2 separate regions of the Homo sapiens genome follow, and region 2 is linked to region 1. The links are chromatin loops, found by intact Hi-C in ENCODE. Cell type or tissue: Caco-2. All regions are shown on one strand. Each heading gives the region's core, and the rest is flanking DNA. Links, peaks and the distances in the headings are about the cores only. Region 1 overlaps NFE2L3 (NFE2 like bZIP transcription factor 3). Region 2 overlaps LOC105375199 (a long non-coding RNA gene).

Region 1 (5,379 bases), core at 162-5,161:
GGAGTACTGTTTTGGTTTCACTTCTTACTGGGGCTTATCATGATCTGAAAACTGACTCTGGAATTCCCCAGGGCTGACACGCTTCCCTTCATAACCACAGTCATTCACAACGGATGAAGCATGCATTCTTCCAAGTAACACACAGGTTAAACAAAGAAATGAACAGTTTTTGTAGAATTGAATGTGTAAACGTATGGAACAGCTGCCTACAGCCAGCTTCAGTATTTCAGAGAGCTGTTGCCACTTTGAAACTGAGAGGGCTTGTAGTCATTTTGATGTGGTTTCCTATCCTGGTACAGAGACCCTCTGCTGGGTGAGGGGTCTGGTAAGACCTCTTGATTAACTGCCTGAAGAAACTGTTGGGCTGGGCCGGGTGTGGTGGCTCACACCTGTAATCCCAACACTTTGGGAGGCCGAGGCAGGAGGATTACGAGATCAAGACATCGAGACCATCCTAGCCAACACGGTGAAACCCCGTCTCTACTAAAAATACTAAAAATTAGCCGGGCACGGTGGCACGTGCCTGTAGTCCCAGCTACTCGGGAGCCTGAGGCAAGAGACTCGCTTGAACCTGGGAGGCGGAGGGTGCAGTGAGCCGAGATCGCTCTACTGCACTCCAGCCTGGGTGACAAAGCGAGACTCCATCTCAAAAGAAAAAAAAAGAAAAGAAACTGTTGGGCTGGTTTCTTCAGGGCACAGAGAGAATCTGATCCAGTCAATATTTAATTTTTTTTGGGACAGGGTCACTTTGCCTCCCAGGCTGGAGTATAGTAGTACCATCACAGCTCACTGCTACCTCAACCTCCTGGACTCAAACAATTCTCCCACCTCAGCCTCCCAAGTAGCTGGGACTACAGACGCGCACCACTGCTTCTGGCTGATTTTTTTTTTTTTTAATAGAAATAAGGTCTCTCTGTGTTGCCCAGGCTGGTCTCAAACTCCTGGGCTCAAGTACAGGCATGAGCTACTGCACCTGGCCTCAATATTTAATTCTAAGAGTAAAGGAAAGAGAAAGAAGGTCCTTGATTGTTAAAGTAAAAATTGTTTTTCATTTCAGAATAAAAAATAGTCCCTAACTCCTGGGCAATTGGACAAGAGATGAAATTTCAGACATTTGCCTGTTTTTAACTCACAGCTATGTTACGGAAATAGTCTTATAATTACATACATTGCGTTTATGACAAGCGTTCACAGTGGGATTTTCATTTTGTTTACTAAAGGAAGTTGTAAAGGTGCACTATTGTCTTTGTATGGGAAAGGATGTCATAAGTTACTGTATGAATTTGCTAGGGCTGCCATAACAAATACCACAGACTGGGTGGCTTAAACAGAAATTTATTCTCTAACAGTTCTGGAGGCAAGAAGTCCAAGATCAAGGTGTCAGCAGATTGGCCCTTCTGCGGGCTGTGAGGGAGAAAGTGTTCTACAGCTCTCTCCTGCCTTTTGGTGGTTTGCTGGCAATCTTTGGCATTCCTTGGTTTCTTCTCCATCACCTGAGCTCTGCCTTCATCTTCACATGGCATTCTCCCTATGTGCATGTCTGTATCCAAATTTCCCTTTTTTGTTGTTGGGGTTTTTTTGTTTTGTTTTGTTTTTTATTTTTGAGATGGAATCTTGCTCTGTCTCCCAGGCTGGAATTCAATGGCGCAATCTCGGCTCACTGCAACCTCTGCCTCCCAGGATCGAGCGATTCTCCTGCCTCAGCCTCCCAAGTAGCTGAGATTACAGGCGCCTGCCACCACGCCCAGCTAATTTTTTAATTTTTGTAGAGACGAGGGTTTTGCCATGTTACCCAGGCTGGCCAGATTTCCCTTTTTATAAGGACATCATTGGATAAGGGTCTACCTTCCTTCCTATCTTAACTTACCTAGTTACATCTGCAATGGACCCAGTTTCCAAAGTATGGGGGTTAGGAGTTCAACATGAATTTTGGGGACACAGTTCAATCTATAACAATCACCATCTTCCTTCCATCAATTCTTGGGGTGTTCAGCTTGCTTATGATTAAAAGCTAACTGAGCTGTTTCTGAAAGCAGCTGGTCTATATGGAGGATCATTTGCATAGGACTTGGTGTGTGCTCCTGAGAAAATCTGGGGTTTTGCTGGCTTGATGTGCAACCCTGAGGAAGCTTGGCTCAAACCATCTTTTTCCAGTCAGTATTTCCCCTCCATTAGTAGGTTACAGAGAAATCATCTTTGCCAAGTCTCTTGTATCATTCTCCTTCTTTCCATGACCCCTACTTCTCAACCCACACAGTGGGAAATGAGCATGCAGGGCCCAAGCCCTGACTTGAGGCAGGCTGGTCTAGGGGTCTTGTGTGCTGGCCCTGGAGTCAGACCAGCTGGGGAAGATCCCAGTGCCACACTGGCTGTGTGATCTGGGGCACACTTCTTAAGTGCTCTGAGCCTTGGTTCCCTTATCCGTAAAATGGAATAGTAAGAGCACCTTAGGGAAGTGGTGGTGAGGATTGAATGAGATAGTGCAAGTTGAGCAGGGTTGATACACTATTAATAATTCAGGTGGGGCTTGTACCGCTTCTTCCCCAATTTACTCCCGTCCATTGTGTTGTCAGGTGCAGGTTTCCAAAGCACACCTTGGTTCGTCTCTCTGCGTTTTGTGGGATGCCTCCTCTAGCTCGCCATTGCCTACTTATTCAGTATTTTGTCATTCAGGGCTGCCCTTGTGGCTTATGTGACCCAGCCCCCAGCTGCTCTTGCTGGGCCTCTCCATGTAGCCTTCTTTCCAGGAGAAAACTTTCTTCATCCCTTTGCCCAACAACCCTATGATCTCCTGCCCTTTAGTCTGTTCTTACCTTTGCCCGGAATGCCTTCCTTTCATTCCTCTCAAGTCTTTTATGGTTAAATTCTCAAACTCAGCTCAACCATCACCTCATCCATAAAACATTTCCTGTTCTTCCCTTTGAGCCCTATTGCACTCTGTAACATTTCTTCTATAGGACTTGGCATCCTCTCCTTTGAACTGCAGTGGCTGGAATGTGGAGACTGGGTCTTGGCTTTCACCTGAAATAGCACCCAGGGACAGGGTTAGGAGCAGAGGTCAGTTCAGCCAGTGTCTGTCTGTTGAGCACTTATCATTCATGACATTGTGTTTGCAGAACTTCAAAGATACCATGGGTGTGAAGGTGTCTTGGGTCCTTCAAGGCCCGAGTCTCAACTAGAAAGTAGGTCAGATCTGAAATCCTGATGGGCCATCTGACTATTTAATGCCAACTGTCTGAGTGGATGAGGGCAGTGGAAAGCAGACTTTCAGGCTAGCATTATAATTAATCAAGTGGTGAAACTTGGGATTGCCTAAAGTTATATAGCAAGTTAGTGACCTTGCTAGGAATAGAACAGGTCACTGTTCTTAAGCACTGAGTAAACCATACCTTCTGCTCACTATAAAACTTCAAAGGTAAAAACAAAAGTCTGTCTCGTTCATGGCAGCCTTGTGATAGGAAGAGTTTATTCTTAAAATCTTGTTGCTTTTTTTTTTTTTTTTTTTTGAGAGATAGGGTCTTGCTGTGTCACCCAGGCTGGAGTGCAGTGGTGCAGTCATATCTTACTGCAGCCTCAACCTTCTGGGCACAAGCCATCCTCCTGCCTTAGTCTCCCAAGTGGCTGGGATCACAAGCATGCACCACTGCACCTGGCTAATTTTTTAAAAATTTGTTTGCAGAGACAAGGTCTTGCCATGCTGCTTAGGCTGCTCTCAAACTCCTGGGCTCAAGCTATCCTCCTGCCTCTCCTCCTAAAGTGCTGGGATTACAGGTGTGAGCCACCGCACCCGGCTGGATCTATGTTAATATTCAAATACAATTCCAGGCAGCTGAAGCCTGCCTAGGCTGAGGTACATCCCTGAGTTGTTTTTGGTGGAGTTGCAGGTGGTGGTTGGCAGAATGTGGGCAAGTCACAGAGGCAAGACGTGATCTTTTGAAATTGGGGAGAACTGGGTTCCTGTCTTTATCTGTCAGAGTTCTCCAGAAAAACAGAATGAGTAGAATATGAATAAATAAATACACATATACACACAGATTTATTTCAAGGAATTGGATGATATAATTGGGAAGGCTGGCAAATTCAAACTCTCTAGGGCACCCAGAAACTCTGGAAGCTCCGCAGGAGCTGCAATGCTACAGGCTTCAGGGAGAATTTCTTCTTTATCAAGGAAACCTCAGTTTTGCTCTTAAAGCTCTCCAATTAATTGGATGAGACCCACCCAGATTATTGAAGATAATCTCCTTTACTTAAAGTCAGCTGGTTGATTGTAGATGCTAACCACATGTACAGAATACCTTCAGAGCAACACACAGGTTAGCACTTAATAGAATGACTTAAGAACAATAGCCTAGCTCCTTGACATTTAAAACTGACCATCACGCCATCCAGCTCCACCTCTTCCTGGGAAACCATGATTTCCAAATTGGTAAATGGAGAAAATTAACATCTTTCTTGAAGAGTTCTTGTGAGGATTAAATGACACTGTATGTTTAAGGGCTGGTACAGTTCCTGGCATAGTAATAGATCGTCAACAGATGATTCGCTTTTATTGCTTCTGAGCTCCAGGTCAAACCTCCAGGACACCCCTTGTCTTCTAGAGGAAATTACCAAAGACTGGAATCCACTTTAGCATGAAAGGAACCCTTCCCTCCCCAAGGGGGAGGTCATACTGGAAATGGTTGAATGAATTGGGGCAGTTCCATGTTGAGAAGATCAGACTGAGGAAGGATCATGATCACCAACTTCAAATATTTGAAGAGCTGTTATGTGAAAGAGGCCTTGGACTTGTTGAGGAGGCAGAACTCTAAATGCCAACTGAAGTTCTGCTAAAGCTCAACCGCAGGAAGAACTTAATTTCTTAGCTTCTCTCTCTTTTTTTTTTTTTTTTTTTTTTTTTTTTTGGGTCTTACCTTTCTTTAGAGTTTCTCCAAGGGTCTAAGGGAAATCCAGTGACAAAATGAGAGCCTCCTGGGGCACTAGTTAAAATGCAGATTGCCAGGCCCACCCATCTACCACCAGGCTGAATGAATACCTCTGGAGTTTTCCAGACCCCCAGGTGGTTCTTGTGCCATCCCAAGCTTAAGGTCCTCTGCCTTGACGCTCCTCCCCCAGGGCTCCTCAGTGTCCGGCAATACCTGAATGGAAGGAGTGTCTGGCTGAAAGCCCTTCTATGAATTTAAGGCTCAGAGCAGTTAAAAAACTGGGCCAAAGTGACTTACCAGGTACTTAAAAGTCAAAGCCCAATTTCCCTAGCTCCTTTTATTATTTTCTAATATATTCTAAAGAACATCTCTCTGGATGGGGGTGGAGGTAGGTTGGGGAATGGGGATCTAGCATGCAAAAACAATGAATGCAGAATTAGCTTGCACATAAGTGCAG
Region 2 (5,379 bases), core at 218-5,217, 160 kb before region 1:
GGCTTTAAAAATTCAGTAAACCATGCTGTAAACAGATATGCTATCATCCAGGATTTGTTGTTCCATTTAGAGCACAAGCAGAGTATATTAATAATTCTTGGCCGGGCACGGTGGCTCAGTCTGTAATCCCAGCACTTTGGGAGGCCGAGGCAGGCGGATCACGAGGTCAGGAGATCGAGACCATCCTGGCTAACACGGTGAAACCCCATCTCTACTAAAAATACAAAAAAATTAGCCGGGCGCGGTGGCGGGCGCCTGTAGTCCCAGCTACTCGGGAGGCTGAGACAGGAGAATGGCGTGGAGCTTGCAGTGAGCCGAGATCACGCCACTGCACTCCAGCCTGGTCGAGGGAGCGAGATTCCGTCTCAAAAAATAAATAAATAAAAATAAATTTAAAAATAAATAAATAAGTAAGAATAAATTCTTAAAGCTCCTAAGATTTTCAGAATGGTAAGTGAGCACTGGCTTCAACTTAGTCACCAGCTTCATTAGACCCTAACAAGAGAGTCAGCCTGTCCTTTAAAGGTAGACATTGACTTCTCTCTAGCTATAAAAGTCCTAGATGGCATTTTCTTCCAATAGAAGGCTGTTTTACCTATATGGAAAATCTGCTGTTTGGTGTAGCCACCTTCATCAATGGTTGTAGATAGATCTTCGGGGGAACTTGCTGCAGCTTCTACACCAGCACTTGCTGTTTTGCTTTGTACTTTCATGTTATGGAGATGGCTTTTTTCCTTAAATCTCGTGAACCAGTCTCTGCTAGCTTCCAATTTTTCTTCTGCAGCTTCCTCACCTCTCTCAGCCTTTGCAGAATTGGAGAAAGTTAGGGCCTTGCACTAAATTAGGTTCTGGTTTTAAGGGAGTGTTGTAGCTGATTTAATCTTCTATCCAGACCACTCAGACTTTCTCCATATCAGCAATAAGGCTTTCCTTTTTTTTTTTTTTTTTTTTTTTTGAGACGGAGTCTCGCTCACTGCAAGCTCCGCCTCCCGGGTTCACGCTATTCTCCTGCCTCAGCCTCCCGAGTAGCTGGGACTACAGGCACCCACCACCACGCCTGACTAATTTTTTGTATTTTTAGTAGAGACGGGGTTTCACCGTGTTAGCTAGGATGGTCTAGATCTCCTGACCTCGTGACCCACCCGCCTCGGCCTCCCAAAGTGCTGGGATTACAGGTGTGACCCACTGCGCCCAGCCTGCAGTAAGGCTTTCTTATCATTCATGTGTTCACTAGAATAGCACTATAGCATTTTTAATTTTCTTCAGTAACTTTTCCTTCACATTCACAACTTGGCTAACTGGTGCAAGAGGCCTAGCTTTTGGACTATGTCAGTTTTCAACATGTTCTTCTCACTAAGCTTAATCATTTCCGGATTTTGATTTGAAGTGACATGTGCAATGCTTCTTTTCACTTGAACACTTAAAGGCCATTGTTATTAATTGGCCTAATTTCAATATTGTTGTTTCTCAAGAAATAGGGAGGCCGTAGGAAAGGGAGAGACATAGGGGAGTGGCTGATGCATGGAGCAGTCACATACACACATCGTTTATCCATTAAGTTCACTGTCTTATATGGGTGCAGTTCATGGTGCCCAAAAACAATTAAAATAACAATATCAAAGATAGCTGATCACCAACAGTATTGTAACAAATATAGTAATGATGAAAAAGTTTGAAATAATGTGAGAATTATCAAAATGTGACACAGAAACATGAGGTGAGCACATGCTGTTGAAAAATAGCATAGACAGACTTGCTGAATGCAGAGTTGCCACAAATTTGGGTTGCTTCAATTTGTAGAAAGTGCAACATCTGTGGAGTGTGTTAAAGCAATGTGCAACAAAACAAGATATGTCTGCACTCCATTTTGTATTAAAGCAGCACTCCACCCCTCCTTGATAAGGTTGTAAGCTTCTTGAAGACAGGAACCAGGCTTTACCAACTGGAGGAACTCTTGGTATGGTGTTCTGCATAGTAAAAATATCACTGAGGAAATCACAAGTTCACAGATTTGCAGAGAGAATCACCATTTGAGCCTTCCTTTAATGCCTGAGGTTTTCAAAGCCAAGTCCAGTCCTGACTTGCCTTAAACATCTAATTAATCTTATCTCTGGACTAATGAAACTGATTACATGGCACTTTGTAAATATCTAAGGTACTCCCCAAAAGATAAACAGCGGCAATGGTCAAGATCAAAGCGTTGGGTATGGAATGCAACTGTTATGGCTCGAGGGTCATGGCTGCCTGGAAGAACAATAAACGCAGCCTGGCTTTGATCATCTCACTCTGAACACAGAACCTTCAGTGGTTCCTCACTGCCTTCAAAAGCCCACACTTCTTGGCAAACTCCTCTGTGCCCCTACCACCTGGTCTCAGCCCACCCTCCCTGCCTTATCTTCCAATGCCTTTCACTACCATGAACAAGCTCACCAAACACTCCGTGAACAACTCATGACTGCACTGACTGGCTTCCTGGTCTCCAAATACTCCCTTTTCTTTCCCCTGCCCCTCCCCATCCAGTGCATTCTGCATCAGCCAGCTCAGGTCCCTCCTCTTCTCAGAACCATCATGTAATGACCCTTTCCTGCCACCTTGTACAGTTGACACTTCTTACATACTCATTAAGCACTTTTCATGTATTATCTCACTTCTCAAAATTATAAAGTAGGATTATTTCCTCCATTTTATGGATGAGGAAACTGAGGCAAACACCCTAATATTTTCAGACTGTGTAATTCAAGTCTCAGATAATATTTATAGCTCACTTATGCTCCAGAAGAAAATCTGGCTAATTTACTCCTAAGACAGCTGATGGACATCTATAAGATTTCTTAAACAAAGCAGTGAGTGCTTTCAAAATTCAGTATAATAATCTCAAAATTGCAACAGCATATATGGTATTTAAAAATACTTTACACACGTAGGCCAGGCACAGTGGCTCACACCTGTAATCCCAGCACTTTGGGAGGCTGAGGTGGGCGGATCACAAGGTCAGGAGATCGAGACCGTCCTAGCTAACACGGTGAAACTCTGTCTCTACTAAAAATGCACAAAATTAGCCGGGTGTGGTGGCGGGTGCCTGTAGTCCCAGCTACTCAGGAGGCTGAGGCAGGAGAATGGTTTGAACCTGGAGGGGCGGAGCTTGCAGTGAGCCAAGATTGCGCCACTGCACTCCAGCCTAGGCAACAGAGCAAGACTCTGTCTCAAAAAATAAATAAATAAATAAATACTTTACACATGTAAAGATGCTCAATATCATTAATCATTAGAGAAACGAAAAATCAAAGCCACAATGAGATACCCCTACACGCCCATTAGGATGGCTACGATTAAAAAAAAGAAAGAAAGAAAATAAGTATGGGTGAAAATAGGGAGAAATTGAAACCCTTGGGCATTTGCTGGTGGGAATATACAAGGTGCAGCTGCTGTGGAAAATATTTGGTAATTCCTCAAAAAATTAAACATTGAATTACCATATGATTCAGCAATTCCTCTTCTAGCGTTGAAAGCAAAGACTCAGATATTTGTACACCTGTGTTCATAGCAGCATTATTCACAATAACCAAAATATAGAAATAAACCAAATGTCAAAGATGAATGGATAAACAAAATGTGGTCTACACATTTATTGAAATATTATTCAGCTTTAAAAAGCAATGAAATTCTGGCACATGCTACGACACGGATAAACCTTGAAGACATAATGCTAAGTGAAATAAACCAGTCACCAAAGGACAGATGTTATATGATTCCACATAGATGTGCCAGCTGGAATAGTCAAACTCACAAGTAGAATAGTAGTTGCAAGGGGCCAAGGGGAAAAGGGAATTTAAAGTTCGTGTTCCACGGCACACAGCTTCACTTTGGGAAGATAAAAAGTTCTGGGCTGGGCACGGTGGCTCACGCCTGTAATCCCAGCACTTTGGGAGCCTGAGGCAGATGGATCACGAGGTCAAGAGATCGAGACCATCCTGGCCAACATGGTGAAACACTGTCTCTACTAAAAATACAAAACTTAGCTGGGTGTGGTGGTGCACGCCTGTAGTCCCAGCTACTCAGGAGGCTGAGGCAGGAGAATTGCTTGAACCAGGGAGGCGGAGGTTGCAGTGAACTGAGATCACACCACTGCACTCCAGCCTGGTGACAGTGCAAGACTCTGTCTCAAAAAAAAAAAAAAGAAAAAGTTCTGGAGCTAGATGGTGGTGATGGTTGCACAACAATGTGAATAATGCCACTGCACACCTAAAAATGGTTAAAATGGTAAAATTTTATGTGTATTTTACTACAATAAAAAATACAAAGATACTTTTATATCATGCACTTGATCCTCCCAAACACCCTGCCAGGAAGCAGAGGGGATTTACAAAGCAGAATCGGGTTCATGGTTCTGGGTAGGGCCCGAGACTCTGCATTGCTACTCTGCATTGCTACCCTGCACCTGGTGATGCTGGGGATCTACAGACCACAGCCCTGGGGCAGGACAAGTAGGTGGCAGGAATGAGATGCAAAACCTGATTCGTTATACTCACAGTCTTTTCTTTTTTCTTTCTTTCTTTTTTTTTTTTTTAATACCTTATACTCACAGTCTTTTCTTTTTTCTTTCTTTCTTTTTTTTTTTTTTAATACCTTATACTCACAGTCTTTTAGCTCTTTCAGGGAATCCCTCAGAAGCGACTCCAACCTCATGAGGAGGAAAGGGCTCACTGAGAACACAGATCCTCACCATCTTGATGGATTGATCAACTGAAATATTTCCAGGTGACCATCATGAGGCTCACCCATTGTTGTGAATGCCACAGACACCCTGAGGATATCTAAGTTACACCCGCCTTTGATCTTACACAGATTGCTTTTTTTAAAAAAAAATAAAAAAGACTACCTGTACTTCAGCTAAAATTAAACTATAATAGAAACTAATTGGATTGCAAACTAGTTGAACTACTTAAAGCTTTCCTTCACAAGATTATTTGTCAGAAGTTCTAATCCCTGATGCATATCAAAATCATCGTTTATTTTTTAAAATACCCATGCCCAGGACCCAGAGAGACTGATTCAATGGGTCTGCTGCTTAGTTTTGTTTTTCAAGTTCTCCAGGTAATAGCAGTCAGAGATGGAAATCATTGACCTAAGATTAAAACGCAACCTAAATTCAAGATATTTAATAAATTGCATTGGTTTATCTTCTTGATTGACATTACTAGATATCAGAATAAAAGTCTGGTATATTTTATTTGTTAACTCCAAATGCAAACAAAATACTTCAGCTATTTCATTGGGTCTAAATTTACTGTAGGGGCAAACTTTACACAAAATCACACAAGACTGCTAGCAGCAATTACATGCCCCTAGCAACACAAGGGTTAATTTTAGCATCATAAA

Evidence for each region. Peaks named below come from ENCODE experiments on the same cell type or tissue, not always from the same donor. Only the 100,000 strongest peaks of a DNase experiment are listed, where the experiment ranks them.
Region 2: a loop joins it to region 1, with 2.1 times the contacts of the local background. A loop is called at or near these places in 1 of 110 quality-filtered maps.

The regions. Positions count from the first base shown.
Region 1 is chr7:26,156,464-26,161,842 of GRCh38, forward strand. All of the region lies in intron 1 of NFE2L3 (NFE2 like bZIP transcription factor 3), which reads left to right. Among named protein-coding and RNA genes, the nearest start is that of NFE2L3, 7.0 kb to the left of the region's middle. RefSeq lists enhancers at 654-733, 934-983, 1,893-2,393, 2,394-2,894 and a silencer at 2,946-3,240. In Caco-2, for the core only: no CTCF peak of the experiment used is centred there; a DNase peak (open chromatin) is centred at 3,028.
Region 2 is chr7:25,999,645-26,005,023 of GRCh38, forward strand. All of the region lies in intron 6 of LOC105375199 (a long non-coding RNA gene), which reads right to left. Among named protein-coding and RNA genes, the nearest start is that of MIR148A, 52 kb to the left of the region's middle. In Caco-2, for the core only: no CTCF peak of the experiment used is centred there; a DNase peak (open chromatin) is centred at 2,357.